Regions from separate parts of the Mus musculus genome. Here region 2 is linked to region 1. The links are chromatin loops, found by intact Hi-C in ENCODE. Cell type or tissue: heart. All regions are shown on one strand.

Region 1 (8,000 bases):
GCCGTTTGCTGCAATTAGTAGAAACACTTTTATCATTTCTGCTTGCCTCGAGCTGTAACATTGTTCTTAGAAATGCCAGCAAGGTTAGGGGGAGCACTTCCAGGCATAGAGCGGGACTTGGCCTGAGCAGGAACTTTGTAATCGAGTATGTGAAGGCACAGAGCATTTTAAAGAGCACTATTAATGTGTGTACTCGAAGACTGCAATTTCAAATTAAGATGTCACTGAAGATTAACAAACCAGTTTCCACTCAGCCTTACCACTTTAAAGTTCTGAGGGTGGAAAGGGAGAGAGAAGTCCAACACAGGCTCAGAAGAGTCTCAGTAAAGTGAAAATGGGACTAGGGAGTTGGCTCAGTGGTTAAGAGCACAAGAACCTTGGTTCGAGTCCCAGCACCCACATGGCAGCTCCCAATCTAACTCTAGTCCTAGGGAGTTTCCTTCTGGCCTCCTTGAGCACAAGGCATGAATATGATTCACAGATGTACGTGCAGGAAAATCACCCCCACACATAAAACATAAGAAATTTTTCTTTTTTAGGTTTCTAACAGAGATCACAAGGAAATGTTTTTAAGTATTTTTGATTACTCAGAGCCAATAAAACATTAAATTCACAGCCCATGGTGTTGACAGGCAGAAATATAAAGAAAGGCCCTCTTGCCATTAAGATGGCCCAGTGGGTAAAGGTACCCACTGTCAAGTCTGAACACTGTAGTTTTATCTCTAGTACCTACAGAATGGGAGGAGAGAACTCACTCCTCCACGAGCACCATAGCATGGGCAACCCACGTCTATCCATTCACACCAGACAGATAGATGATTGAAAGATGGGTGGGTAGGTAGGTAGATAGATAGATAGATAGATAGATAGATAGATAGATAGATAGATAGATAGATAGAAGATGATAGATGAATAGATATGTAGATAATAGATATGTGGAGATAGATAGATAGATAGATAGATAGATAGATAGATAGATAGATAGACAGACAGAGTAATAGAATGATAGTTTGTATATGCTTGGCCCAGGGAGTGGCACCATTAGGAGGTGTGGTCTTGTTCAAGTAGGTGTGTCACTCTGGGTGTGGGCTTTAAGACCCTACTCCTAGTTGCCTGGAAGCAAGTATTCTGCTAGCAGCCTTCAGATGAAGATGTAGAACTCTCAGCTCCTCCTACACCATGCCTGCTTGCCTGCTGCCATGTTCGTGCCTTGATGATAATGAACTGAACCTCTGAGCCTGTAATCGAGCCCCATTTAAATGTTGTCCTTTATAAGACTTGCCTTGGCCATGGTGTTTGTTCACAGCAGTAAAACCCTATCTCAGACAGACAGACAGACAGACAGACAGACAGACAGACAACAGACAGAACAGTGTTTAAAAAGGCCTTCTTCAGCCAGGAGACCTAGTGGTTCTGGCCTATAATCTCAACTGCAGCATAGGTTGTCTGGGCTGCAGATCAAGTTCAATATCAGCCTAGATGAATTTAGTGACCCTCATCTCAAAATAAAAATACATAAATGGATACAGCCTACTAGCAGAATACATACCAGCATGTACAAGGTCCTGGGTTTAATCTCAGATGCTGAAAAAGGAAAGAGGAAGAGAGATGGGAAAGGGGTCTTCTAATTAGTTCCTCCACAGGTCAATATAATCCTGGATAAAATCTGAATCATGAGAGTTCAAATAAATAAATGGTGTGAAATTTAGCTTCATTGCTGGCTGAATTATAATGCATTTTATTCTTTGAAATGTGAATGTTAATATAGATTTCCTGACAATCATAAATATTTTTAACATAACACCTACTTCTTAGCTGAGGATTAGAGTTGATGTTAATACTAAAATATTCCTTAAAAGTCAATACTCTGTTAAAATTCCTCTTTGTCCACTATAGCTTTCGTTTATTTTCTGAGGTGCTGTTTTGAGATTATCATTCTCCTTACATTAAAATAGCTCTTTCCAATTAGATCTAGAACCTACAAGAACCTTCTCTGCAACTCCCGATTGCAAGCAGCAATTAAATATCAAATGCACGGAGTCTGGACCACAGAAATGTCCCAAGAGAGAAGGTCCATCACTTTCACTCTCCCATGCTGGCTAGGGAAGAACTAGCAAGCCCCTCTTCTTGTTCCTTGTTGTTCCTTGTTACTCATTACTACTTGTTACTATGGTAACCATACCCTAACGAACAAGCAAGGGCAAGAGAAGATGAGGTTCAGAGCTGAAACAGCTGGAGGTAAATCAAAGGTGAGTTTCCTTCCTAAGACCTCTCTCAACAGCAAGGTCCTTCTCACTCCAAGAATGGAGAGTAGCTGGTTGCCAGAGGAAGGCTGTCTCATTCCTATGTGCATCTAGGAAGAGGTACCACAGTGTGAGTCACAGGTGATGACTGGCTGACCAAGAACAAGCTATCTTGAAAACTCACAATTGCAACATCATGTGTTTGGTGCTATCGTCAATTAGATAGCTCTGTCCAGCTGTCTTCTAGACCTACACATTATGCCGTTCATCCCACACCACTGCTATAACAAATTGCCACAAACCTAGTGACTTAAAACAACTGCTGTGAACTCAGAGCCCCCAAAATTACATGTTGAAACCTTAATCCCAGAGTGACGATATTTGGAAATGGAACCCTTTTAGAGGTAGTTAGGCCATTAGTGTGAAGCCTTCATGGAGGCTTTAATGCTTTTACAAGAAGAGACAAGAGAGCCTGCCTCTTCTTTCTTTGCTTTCATGTAGGGAACCAAGGAGAACATAGCATCTTTATTTAAATCAGGAGACACTAGATCTACGAGCAATTTGGTCTTGACCTTCATGAGCTAAGGAACTGAGAAAACTAAATACCAAATCTATGATCGTCTCTTTATACCATCCCAAACTAAGACAATGGTATACATCTATCTTTTTTACAGTCCAGAGGTTTTAAGTGTTAGGTCAGCTTCACTGGGCAGAAGTCAAGGTATCAGTGGGACATAGTAGATGTTCATTGTTTCTGAAGGATCCGAGCGTGTCTCCTTGCCTCGGTTTCATTGTCTCACGCTGCCTGTGTTCTGTGGCTCATGGTTCCAATTTCAAGTTCTTCACCCGAGCTCTGTCATCATCACAGGGCCTTCCTCTGATTTTTCTCTCAATCTCCTGTGTCCCTCTTAAAACTGTGCTGTTCTGGACTCACAGTGATGATCCAGGGTAGTCTCCCCATGTCCGTAGCCTTGCCCTAATCACAGCTTCAGAATACCTTTTGTTATTGTAGGTAACAGCCACGGGGCAAGGCTTTAGGCTGTGGGTGTAGCTGGGGATCACTAACCCACAATCCTCTAGGGGGTCTGGCCTGGAGACAAAGCTGTGGAAATGAACACAGATGTATCCCTAAGTGTACAAGGGAAGAATCCGGGGCAGTCATTTCCTACTTTCATTACCCATAGTAGAATATGACAGCAAATCAGGGGACGTACAAAAGGAGCACGCCATGTTTGAGTCTAATGAAGCGGAGGTCAGACAGAATATTTTGTAATATGGAACAATGATCAAAAAGCATAGGTCAGAGACAGGATGTAATTTTAAATAAGTGCCGCTTTAATCACAGTGTCTACTGGAGGAAGAAGCTTATCTGGAGAGAAAAAATGAGGTGTAGCTCTGATTATGGTAAGGATTAAGTTAGACAGTTTATGCAAGAAACCAGCACAGTGCCTAACACGTGGTAGAAAACGCTTATGCTCATGATTTCTTCCAAGGCCATGAGATAAAAGCTTTTCTTCCTCTCGGCTTGCAATGATGGATCTACACACAGTTTCTGCCTTGACAGAAAAGCACTGCGTTTCACTCCCCGAAGAGGGTGCTGACACTAAGCTAAAGGAAATATCAGACGATGACCTCTCCCGAGGACTGCCAGCACCATCTTTGATGTGTAGTCTCTTTCCTGAAATGACCTCCTTTTCCTGGGTTAAAGTTGAGTAGCCGGGCATCAGCGGCTACTTGGGAAAGTGCTGAGTGGCTGATACGTGCTGTCAGCATTGTCCAAGGCCAGCCGGAGAATGTCCTCATGGCCCCTTCCTTTCCACTCACATCTGGCAAAGACTTGCGCTGTGATGCTTAGGAAGCTGGGAAGTGACGAAGACGAAGACGCATAGTGCTTTCCTGCCATATCACACACCCACTGAAAAGGCCGTCACCACAATGCTTTGTTTGTGAGTGGAAACAATAGGGAATCTTCCAGGGGATACTCCAGCCACTTTGGAGGATGTAAAAATCAGATGCCATAAAAAGGCCAAATGTCACCTCTTATCCATGTGCCAAAAATTTACTACCACAACTATTAAGTAATAATATCATATACTAAGTAGTAGTATTGTGTATAGAAAAAATACACATCTACGTGAATAAGCAGTTAAAGAGTTCATAACTTACCTATGGAAGCCTTACTTCTGCCCTGACCTGATACAGCTATTTCATCACTGGGGTTGGTAGACCTGACTTTCTCCTTCTCTCCTCTTTATCTGGAACCCAGATCTGTCTTTTGTCCTTACTATCCACATCACTTGTTAAAACCTTGTGCCATTTGCTAGAAAAGGCAGGAAGAGATAACCAACCACTTCTCAGATTGTGTTCATCCAAAAGCTCCCTGCCCTGCCCTCCGCACACCTCCGGAGGAACTGCTGCTCTCTTTGATCTATTTCACAGGAAAGATATATAATATAGGCAGAAAAAGATGTTTCAGGATTTTTTTTTTAGTACCCTACTGTGAAATTCTTCTAGAATGCCTGCTAAATGCAGTTATTTAGAAGCTGAAGAGATGGCTTAGCAGTTAAGAGCACTTGTAGCTCTTGCAGAGAGAGGACTGAGGTTCAAGTCCCAGTACCCATATGCTGGTTCACAACCATCCTTAACTCCAGTTCTAGGTTATCCAACACTCTCTTCTGACTTCCTGGGCACCAGGCACGTGTGTGGTGCACAGCACCCGTGCATGCAGGCAAAACACTCGTACACATAAAATAAGCAAACCAGTCAGAAACTAAAAATAGATGGAATTGTCCTGGTGGTTGTGTTTTCTCCCTTAAGTGACATTCAATCTTAAAAAGCAAGGCTCATACAATGGAGCAAACGCCTAAGACCGGTCTTAATGAATACAGCGAGTACTTCTACTAGACAGATGTCATCTGCAGGTGACCAATGTGAGCACTTTGATTCAGAATCAGCTGGAAAAAGCTACAGTCCTAAAAAGGGGTGGGAGTGGGGGCGGGGGGTAAAAGGGTGGGTTGTGAAAACACTGAAGAATTTTAAAGGATTAGAATTCCATCTCCAAGGCTTGGGACAGAGCAAATTGTCTCTGTAATAAATCATTATCCGTCCAGTGTGTGGTTGGCCTACTAAGCATCTTACCTGAGCTCAGAAACAAACGGAGTAAAAAGTAGCCGGAGACCGTCACGGTAAAGGGGGTTCCCACAAATAACAAATAACACAAACTCCGAAGGAAAATGCAAGCTGGACAATATTTATTGTGCCAGTTTAAAGACTAAGATCTATTACTATTTCCTGCCTGAGGCTTCAAAATTGTTCTCACTCTCCTATAATTTTCCAGCCATGGACAATGAGATTATGCGTGCACATGAGATCGTCCTCGGAGACAATTAGGTTATGGAGAACATTTCTCTGCTTCCTCCCGGGCTTCCTAGCACTGCTTCAAATCTAATAGTAATAGAGTGTTATAAAGGCAAATGAGTCAGTACAGTCCACTTCAGACTTAATCCCATACAATATATTTAAAATACTCCTATAATTTACTTGAACACCCATGTCCACAAGGCAATAAAGCAAATGAGCGTGTGTATCGATGAAGGGACAGAGAAGCAGTTGGCGCCCCAGTCCCTGACCCCTAATGGAGTCAACAACCTGAGTGGCCAGCCGTTACTGTTTGTTTCACTGCCCACCCGTGGCCAGCTTCACTCCAAGTAATATTTCCAATATGTATTATAGGACATTGGACAAATGGGTCTGATTTCTTAAAATAGCCACCACATGCGGGGAGCACAGGAAGTGCTGAGTGAGTATGTAAAGAGCAGATGAAAGTCCCCTAGCAAACGTTCAGTGTTGATGTGGGCACGCCATGTCAAAGACCAAGGCCTTGACCTCTGGGAAATTAGGATCCGAGTGACAAAAGTCTTCCTTTTGTCCTGGGATGAGCAAATGATTAAACAGTGTGTGCAAAGCAGCAACAGCAGCTTCCTCCTCCCAGATGTCTACACCCTGAAGCGGGCTCACCGACGGATACCTCCTTTTGAGACTAGCAAGCTCCTGTTGTGCCGGACATAATAAACACAGGGAAGTTCGAGGTTGCTGGAGTTGTTGGTGCCACTCCATCAGAGTATGCACAGCCCACCTGACCCCAGTGTCTGTCCCCTCTGCATCCCCTCACAGACCTGAGCCAGAGTTCTGGGACCCAAGCTGAGAGACGTAGCCATCTCAGCCTATAAAATGCAGCCTAGGATTCAAGGCCAGGCACCCCACACATACTCCTAACTTTCTTCCCACTTGTTTGTTTGTTTCAAGATGGGGTTTCTCTGTGTAGTCCTGGCTGTCCTAGAACTCACTCTGGAGACCAGGCTGGCCTCGAACTAAGAGATCCACCAGCTTCTGGTTCCTGAGTGCTGGGATTAGAGGTATGCACCACCACCACTACCCAGCTTCAACTTTCTTTCTATCCTCGTCTCTCAACACTCAATATAAAAACTCCCCCATACTACTTCTAATCACAGTCTTATGTCTTATCTGAAGCCATCTTGAAAGTTAAGTGCACTGTCGTCCTTTATCAGGTCGTTGGAATGAAACCTGGCAAAGCCTCATCCGACACTGGGTATTATTTTCTGCACCATTTAGTCAAATCCCTTCATATATGATGGTTTAAAAATTAAATAACCTGGACTTGAACACTTTTTCCATTTTTCAGTTTTAGGTTTGTTGCTATGTAAATTATCCCACTAATAATGAGAGCAAAAGGAACCCAGAAGCTCCCGTTAAAGAATCATTATTTAAAGCCGGGGCGTGGTGGCACACGCCTTTAATCCCAGCACTCGGGAGGCAGAGGCAGGCGGATTTCTGAGTTTGAGGCCAGCCTGGTCTACAAAGTGAGCTCCAGGACAGCCAGGGCTACACAGAGAAACCCTGTCTTTAAAACCAAAAACAAACAAACAAACAAACAAACAAACAGAATCATTGTTTAATTCTTGTATCAAATGGCACGATAGAAGGAGAGAGAACACTCAGGCAGCAACTGCACATTTGGAGCCTGCATCGTAAGCTGGAGAGTAGTGGGTGACTTCAGATCAGAGTCAGGAAATAGAAAAAAATGAGTTTTGATTGTCCAGTGGGGCCAGAGAATAAAGAAGTGCCCTAAAGACCCTACAGTGAGAGGGTCACAGCGCTGAAGAAGTCAGCTAGAAGATCCACCAACAGCCAACCCTGACTGGGAAGCCATCTGAGGAACAAAATAAACAACTTACATAGATTATAATCAAAACAAAAAAAATCTATGTGTCCATTCTGGTATAAAGAAATGATTAAACAAACAAACAAACAAACAAACAAACCAACAAACAAACAGCCTGAACACATTTCAACCCCAGAGCTCACATGGGAGAAGGAGAGAACTGATTCCCAAAAGTTAACCTGAACGCTACACATAGATTGAGGCAAAGGTACACACACATGCACACGCACACGCACACGAACGCACACACACACAAGCACACACAAGCACACACACACACACACAAGCACACACACGCACATATACACAATCAAACACACATACAGTGGGGGTGGGGGAGGGAGGAGAGGGAGAGAGAGATAAGTGGGGAATTTCGAGAGCTGAGCAAGCATCAGAATGGAGAGGAAAGAAGAATGAGACTGTCCCCTGGGCTCACCGGACCCCTCCTCTAAGTCCCTGCCCTCCTCCACCTTATCCCTCCTTCATTCCCTATATCCATGGCTTTTATCCTGAAA
Region 2 (8,000 bases), 210 kb before region 1:
TGTAGCAGAAGATGGCCTGGTCAGCCATCACTAGGAAGAGAGGCCCCTTGGTATTGCAAACTTTATATGCCCCAATACCAAGGGGCCTCTCTTGCCAGGGCCAAGAAGCGGGAGTGGGCGGGTAGGGGAGCAGGGCGGAGGGAGGGTATAGAGAACATCCGGGATAGCATTTGAAATGTATATAAAGAAAATATCTAATAAAAAATAAATTAAAAAAAAAGAAGCAGCCCATGTGGGCTTTACAAGCTCCACGTGTGCAAAGGAATACAGTGCTGTACCACATATCCCTACACTCTGAAATTTCAAATACAAGTTAATCAACCTTTGAATTTTATATACTCACAGCTACATTAGTTAAATAAACAGTGAGCTTGGTAAATTTGGGAGGAATTTCAGGAAAGTTTCCTGATAAGAACTGGGCCAAACAGTGTTATTTCTGTTAAGTAATTAACTTTAAAAGCTGCTATTTTAACTTGGGACAATTAAATGTTTGATAACAGACTTAGCCAAAAGCTGTCATGTGGATATGACAGTAAGATAACATAGCAACCCATGGATCCCACCATTGGGAGGCTGACTGGAGTTCACAACCAGCCTTGGCTTTGGGCTTCTCAATAAGTCGTAATCTGTATTATTAGTAAATATTCCTTCTCGCACTTCTCCTACTAATCTCCAAGTGCTTATGTATTATTCTTTAGGATTCCTGATGTCTAGAATGTGTCCTGGTATTGTACATGCTTTATATGGGATGGGATGGGATGGGATGGGATGGGATTAAGCAGAAGGGACAGAAATGAACTACTCTAGGAGTCAAGATAATATAGCTAGCTCATGTACTCTATCTGCACCAAGAATAGACAATCTTCATTAAGATGCCCACTCTAAGATTCTGTGACCAGCTGGGTCAAGATTTTCAGTGCCAGCCAACCAACATTAAAATCCAAAATGTGACATTATTTTCAAATTCTCTTTGTATCTAATAACACATATCATCTTTCTGAAATATCCAAAATATTTCTCAGCTCAATAATTTTAGGGTTATAAAGTGTTAGACTTATGACCTATATAACATTTCCCTGCTTATATTTAAGTCATTTTCATTCATGATTTGGTGCTAAGATAAGCTTAAAAACATTTTTAAAAATCCCTATAGTACAGTAGGAAAAACTTCAGAGTGAAAATTAAGAGAGTTCCAACACTGCATCAGAAACTGATGTCTGGAGCAGACAGGTTCTACAGTGCAGTGTCTTAAAAAGCAAAGACACGATTCTCATGTACATAAAGATGAGTTTGTGGCAATATACTTTGGTACTGCAATTACAAATATAGTGTGTTAAACTTTAAAAAATTACCTCAACTTGTCTGAATATAGAGCCTTTAAATTGTTGGAACACCCAATGTGTTTACACAAAGATGAAAACCTTTTTTTATAAACACAATGTTTCTACTGGAGAATGGCAGGCAAACTCAGAATAAGCACACAGAAGAATAAGGAGGAAGAAGCAAGAAAAACATAATTAATAACCTAATACCTTACAATGTTAACTTTCACATAAGTATATTGTTTCTGGATAAGGCAGTAGGTGGATGCCTGCCAAGGGCTAGAGTGACAGGTAAACACACGGCTAAGTTGAATCCTGTTATCTGATTGTGTTTAAATTCTGATTATAGTTCACTTGACAAAATAATTAATTATTGTGAACTTCCAATTGTTAACTAGGACCTAGAAGAATTCCAACTGGCATTTTTCCCTTGTGTTGTAAATTTAAATGCAGGAGAACTGAGCTGTGTATTTCCCGTTGACAGCTGTCATTTGTGGGGTGGGGTGGGGGGTAACTTTCTTACCTTGCTAAGAATGTAAATCACATCACCACGCTTAAAGGACAACTCATCAGACAGAGCTCCAGTGCAGTCCCACAGACCCTGGTAAAAATTAGCGTAATCAGTGCTTTTATCTCCTAGGAAAAAGAGAGAGAGACTTGGGGTTAAGGCTTGAATCAAAAGAAATTAAAGAACCATTTTAGATTGCCAAGAAAGAAGCCCTGGCCTGGATCATGGTACATCTTAGTGAACCTGCAACTACTCCTGAGCATGCTCATGAAGATTGTTTCAGAAGGTTTGGTTTTTCATGGCCCCCTCCACTTCTATCTGTAATCTATAACCTGTAGCAATTACATTCTCAAATAGCAAGGTGCTTCTGCTCATTTTTAATGGAAAGTCCTAAGCTCACTCGCTATGTGTTTAAAGAGCAACTGGTCTTACTGTACCATCAGAATATCTAAGGGACAGATTGGACATATCTGAAGTAACAATTTCATGGAGTTTAGAACACTTGATAAGAGCATAATAATAATAGCATACTTTAATACTCAAATATAAAGCATTTGTATCCAAAGTCTCTCAAAGTTGTCTCTAAAATACTTTTGCAGCTGTGAAATTGCTAATGCAGACTTTTGTTCGTCAGGTCTAGGACATTAGGCTCCCACAGTGGCGTTATCAGTTCATCCTTCTCCTGGCATAAGCACAATGGATGTGAAGTGCTCAAACTGCCATACACACCATTAACTGATTGATTATTTAGTGCTCGTCGCTCCGTAATACCACAGTAACTGGATAATGTATGCTTTGTCACTCACACAATGTGGCTCCTAAAACACAGCACACAGTTAAATACGCTGGATGCTTTTGTTACACAAGAGAACTGTTTCCTGTTTTTAATTTCGTGATAATTGAGTTCTGATGAGTTAAGGAAAAAAGACTGCAAGTTATATCAATAAGACACAAAATGCCCGTGTATTCACTAGCCAGGCGGAACACAGATGTGCTGACAGCTTCCATCGCTGCAATGTCAGCTTTGAATCCACGGGATAACGTGGACATGGATGCTGGATCAGGCTTGTCATCTCACTTTTAAACAAGAGGCGTCTTGGCAACCTCAATACAAACGGCCACATTAGTACAGTCAGCATAGTGTTGATCTCCACAAAGTATTAATTTATTAGGAGATTTAAATTCTCCTTAATGTCTTTAACATTTTTTAAAAAGGAGAATCTGAATAACATGGAATCTAAGTATTTGTGGGATGCACCGTTTCACTTAAATTTGTGAGAAAATAAACAAGGACTAGAAAATACAACCTAACAGAATCCTCTGTTAATTTTTATTTTTTAGGATGGAAAGAGAGGGACAATAGGAGCGGCATGATAGGATTGGGGGAGGGGAGGAGGAGGAGGAAGAAGGAGGGAGGAAGGGAGAGAGGGAGGGGGGAGAGGGAGGGAGGGAGAGGGAGAGAGAGAGAGAGAGAGAGACCGACCCTGTATTGGCCTCTCCACTGTAGTAGCACTTGGGCTCAGAGCACTAAAACCAGCAGGGGCATGTGCAAGCCCCAGAATCCAACCAGGAGCTAATAGTGCTTGTGGCCACCCCTATCACATCCTCCCCCAGCCCCCAGGCATATATTAAATACATTCTGTAAACAGACACTAGAGGGCACTCCAGCTGGCCAGATACCTCCAAGCATTGACCATTTCTTTCTTTCTTTTTTTTTTTTTTTAAAAATCACTTAATAATAAAGTGACTGATTTCCTTTAAAAACCACTTATTTAGACAAATAGAGATTTAGAATTGAAACATTCCTGTCAGATTAAATCAACTGCTAATTGGGTCAAATGTTGCACCCCATGTGGTCTCTCAGTGTCAGCTTGAAAGTCAAGGAGTTAGAGCAGACAGGATGACATCATCTCACACGTGAGGCCTGCCACACAGTTCTAGCCAAGTCAAAGAAGGTCTAAATAGCTAGTTTCCCCAGTAGCCCTTCCCCCACCCCCCAACTTGTTCCCCACGCTGCTCAGGCCTTAGGCTTGGTCCGAAGACGTGGAAGAAACAAACTTTGGCTGAAAAACTGAGGTCAAAGTTTTTGGTGGAGCTGTGGGATCCCAGGTCCCAGCTGTCCGGGCCCTCCTCTGGTTCAGACCTTCTCACAGTACTTTTCAATTAACATGTTTTTTGTTTGTTTTTTGTTTTGTTTTTTGTTTTTTTTTTTTTTAAGTAGGGGGAGGAAAGAAAGGACAAAAAACCCCAAGTATCCAGTGATTTTAAATACACATTCTTACCACTTTGGTTTCTCTTTCCCTGGATACACTTGGAGAGACTCCCATTAACACTAATGGGAGTTACAGGAGCAGCAAGGGGAGAGACCCCCACGGTGTACAAGATGCATCTCTCCCTAGATGTGCATCAGGGGCATTCCATTAAACCTCACTGCTGCAAGGAAGTCAGGGAAGAGCCAGGGATTCAGCAGAGCCGGGGAAAGACACATTTTCAACTGTGCCTCCTGTAATCTTGATGATGATGGAGTCCAAAAAATGACGGACGGTCGGTCCCATGGACAGTGAGCACCGCTGAGGAGCACTCTGTGTGCCATCTGTGCGTCTATGACTGGCGTTCTAAGTGAAGAGCGGGCATCTACAGTGAGGGGAAGGCCAGCAGTGTGTGTGCTAGCTGCCTCCCCGGAAAGCATGCCAGACAAAAAGAATCAGGAGTGATCTTATTTGTGGAAAGCAGGAAGCTCCTATAGCTTATCTCTAAAATGGAGTGGCTCTAAACACACATAGACAAAACTCATGTACAAAAACAGCTTTGAAAGCACAGAAGGCTCACAAACACTAGCAGTCTTTGCCTGTGCTCGGGGAGATAACCCACAGGACATGACTTTGCTTTGCTTTGTGGCACAGGGATAGCAGATGCAGAGCCTCGAGTAGGCTAGTCAGAATGCCTTCCTGCTGAGAACCATCCCTGGCCCCAAGAAAGGCAGGCATTCTGTAGACTATGGAACACTCACAAGCACAGATAATGTGGTTTCGCTGTCTTTACTCGGCATGTTAACACCATTCTATCTATACCACAGTCAATATTTTGAAAATTACACACAAAATGTCACCTTGCTATGTGTGCTGTCCTGAGGGGCATGAATTACTTTTGAAAGAAGGTTTAAAAAGGAAAGTTAGCTAGCCTTTGAAAAATGTACACAATGAGCTTTTAAATTTTTATAAAAATACATATTTGGCAAAGCTAACAGGATTGTTACCAAAGTACAAATTAAGCAAGTAACCGCCAGATAGTCCACAAACACAAGATTATAAAAGGCATGTTGACAATGAATGAAGCATGATGCCGACACCAGAGACCCTTTCCCTAAGTACTGCAAGCCTGAAAAGTGTTTTAGAAAGGACAGCAGATTTTTATATTGTTAAAAACATCAAGCGGGCCCATCTATATACCTATAAATATACATGACCTTTGTAAGATGAGTGAATGTGAAGCGACTTGTAGGAGACAAGATGAACTCAGCTTTACCTTTAGATTTTACATTGCAACACTGAGTCTCTTCCTGCAAAATTAGTCAATGTAAAAAATATACATCAAATTCTTGAGCGAGGTTAGAAGTTCACAAGATGAGATGCTAGGCAGAAAGCAACACTCTTGTCAGCTCAGTGCTCCTAGTGGCAAGCACAGAGTCCCTGACGGCTTGCTTTGCGAAGGCATTGAATGATGGCTTGAAAGAGCTCTGTGGCACAAGAGACAGACATTGCAGTATCTTGTGGCTATGGCATGAAAAGCTCATCAACTTACTGGATTCCTTTGAGAAAAACTCTTTTCCCCCTACCCTCAAAGGCAAACATTTGAGGCATGCTCACTTGTGCCTGTGGAAGGTCTATCTACTATCTGTTTCTACCCTCTCTACCTGCATAGACATTTTACAAAGAAACATGCATGCTCTTGGCAGAAGCATCATGATTCAGAACTTTAAAAACAGATACCTAATTTACTATCAAGCATAGAGTGCCTGGGCTTTGCTTGCTGCCATGTTTTACAACTCTATTTTATAGGGCAAGAGGGCTAACAACTAATGACTTTGTCTTGTTTCCTTTCTGTCAAGGAAAAAAAAAAAAGGCAAACCCAAACCTTCTACAGCAACCTGCTCCTGCCTTCCTGTCCAGGTCTAGAGTCAGGCCCGCTTCCTTCCCATATGTCACAGTAGGAAGGCCCCAGGAAAGCTACTTCCTGAACACGCACTGCTTGTCCACCCTGCTTCTGACAACTCAAAAGAGTGATGTATGGACATATCAGAGAGAGGAAGGTGACCCTAGCTCCAGCTCTTTACAGGACCTGGGGGTGACAGGGCAGACCTCACCCCAGCTGACATATGGCTGTGAAGAGGTGTAAAGTTCTGATAAGAAGGCTGCCCATCTCTTCTTTCCCTGTAAAATAAATGCTGGTTTATCAAAGTTAACTTCATGTTTGTGCTACAGATAGTTTATCTTGTGCTACTTGGAAATAGCAACAAGCAAGAAGAGTTGTCCGTATTGTGTGTGTGTACATGGTGTGCACATAATTAGTACTTGGGGCCCAGTGCCAGGTGGAAATGGATAGTGCAGAATATCTTCCCCAGTCTGCTAGGCAACCAGTGTCCTTTCCTCATTTTTAAGCTGCTGTCACTGGACTCTGGCATTTCTTACCCAATTCATTTGCTTTCTGTGTTAATCATATGCAATGAAGATATGCATGGCCAACATTTAAACAGGCTGCAGATCAATTAGCGGTCTTAAGTTTATCTGATTTTTATCAAAGAAGACAGAGCTGTGGGTCGATTGTCAGAGCCTGTGTCAAGTTGACCTTTTCAGAGATGTCTACATTGCCAGTCCCTTGGGCAACTTGTTGTCCCCTGTTAGTCTCTGAATGGCAGAAGTCTGTTCTGCTCAAGCACAAAGTATACACAGATGTCTATATTACATTCTTATAGGTTTGACAGCAACTGCATGTTGTATCTATAAACTGTCCTTTAGCAGTGACACTTCCTCAATGATGATAAGCTAATTTATGCAACTAAATCTCCTTTGTGCAGAAATGAAAGCTAATTGAGTCATTACAAAGTAATTCAGGAAGGAATACCTTGTATAAATTGGCTTACTTTATAAATCCTTCTCAAGTGGTTTTCATGCATCCTAAATGGGACTAAGCAGCTTATCAAGCATAAGACATACAGACCAAACAAGTCAACTTCTTCAGGGAGCTGTGCAAACATCCTCAGAGGGTTAGAAAGTGACTCTAACAAAACCAAAATAGACTTTGCCAGTGCTACCTGAGGTGTGATGCACACTGTCCCGACTTCCCTTCCCTTGCTCGTCCATCTTCACTGAAGCAGTGTCCTCTTCCTCCTCTGCAAATAAACAGAGTCAGTGGCACATTAACAGGCCCCATGTCAATCACAGCACCCACCCTGCTTAAAGAGCAAGACAAAGTCTACAGCACTTAATAATTATCTTTAAGAGCACAAAACACCCAAGATTCATATTCCTTTGTTAATAACCAAACAACATCCTCACCAAGGCTTACGTTGACCTGATACAATATAAGATATACCCTACTGTGTTGCACATTTGTTTTAAATGTACAGAGAAACTTGTCTGGAGCAATCTTAAATCCAGGACAGCCCTTAGACCTAGTAAAGTAACAGCCAACTTTATACAGATATGCTATATTATACTGAATAGCAGGAGTACTACAATACATGGTTCCTAAAACATCAAGACAGCACAGAAAACAGCGTCTGACATAAAATGCAGATGACCTGTAAGTCATCAAACCCCAGCCATGCTCGCTGGTTTCCTCACTTAGTCCTCTCACAAGAGGCTGCTAGATAGTCCTAACACTTAAAGGTCATTTCCCCAAATTCTACTGTGGATCTCCTATGTGTCACATATCGCAGAAGGAAAGGCTTTATAGATGAATGATTATAAATCCTCATTCTATAGATAAGTAAATTGAGATGCATAGGTGGCAAACTTCCAAAGCATGCGATTTAAAGTTGAGGCTGTGGGTATGAACCCATGTTCTTTATCCTCTCCGCAGTCAGTGCTTTGCTCAGACTTTGCTCCCACACACTCTAAGCACATCCCCTTCCCAGGATAGGGAATAAAATAGCAAGAAATTGTTTTAAA

The links. Peaks named below come from ENCODE experiments on the same cell type or tissue, not always from the same donor. Only the 100,000 strongest peaks of a DNase experiment are listed, where the experiment ranks them.
Region 2: a loop joins it to region 1, with 2.6 times the contacts of the local background. A loop is called at or near these places in 2 of 42 quality-filtered maps.

Annotation. Positions count from the first base shown.
Region 1 is chr6:52,082,416-52,090,415 of GRCm38, forward strand. No RefSeq gene overlaps it. Among named protein-coding and RNA genes, the nearest start is that of Halr1, 17 kb to the right of the region's middle. In heart, a CTCF peak has its summit at 3,825; a DNase peak (open chromatin) is centred at 4,076; H3K4me3 peaks cover 450 bases; H3K27me3 peaks cover 5,882 bases.
Region 2 is chr6:51,872,630-51,880,629 of GRCm38, forward strand. It overlaps Skap2 (src family associated phosphoprotein 2), which reads right to left. Exons shown (of 13, transcript NM_018773.2): 10 at 7,142-7,219; 11 at 1,846-1,958. Among named protein-coding and RNA genes, the nearest start is that of Skap2, 140 kb to the right of the region's middle. In heart, a CTCF peak has its summit at 3,487 (motif pointing right); DNase peaks (open chromatin) are centred at 3,802 and 6,032; H3K27ac peaks cover 781 bases.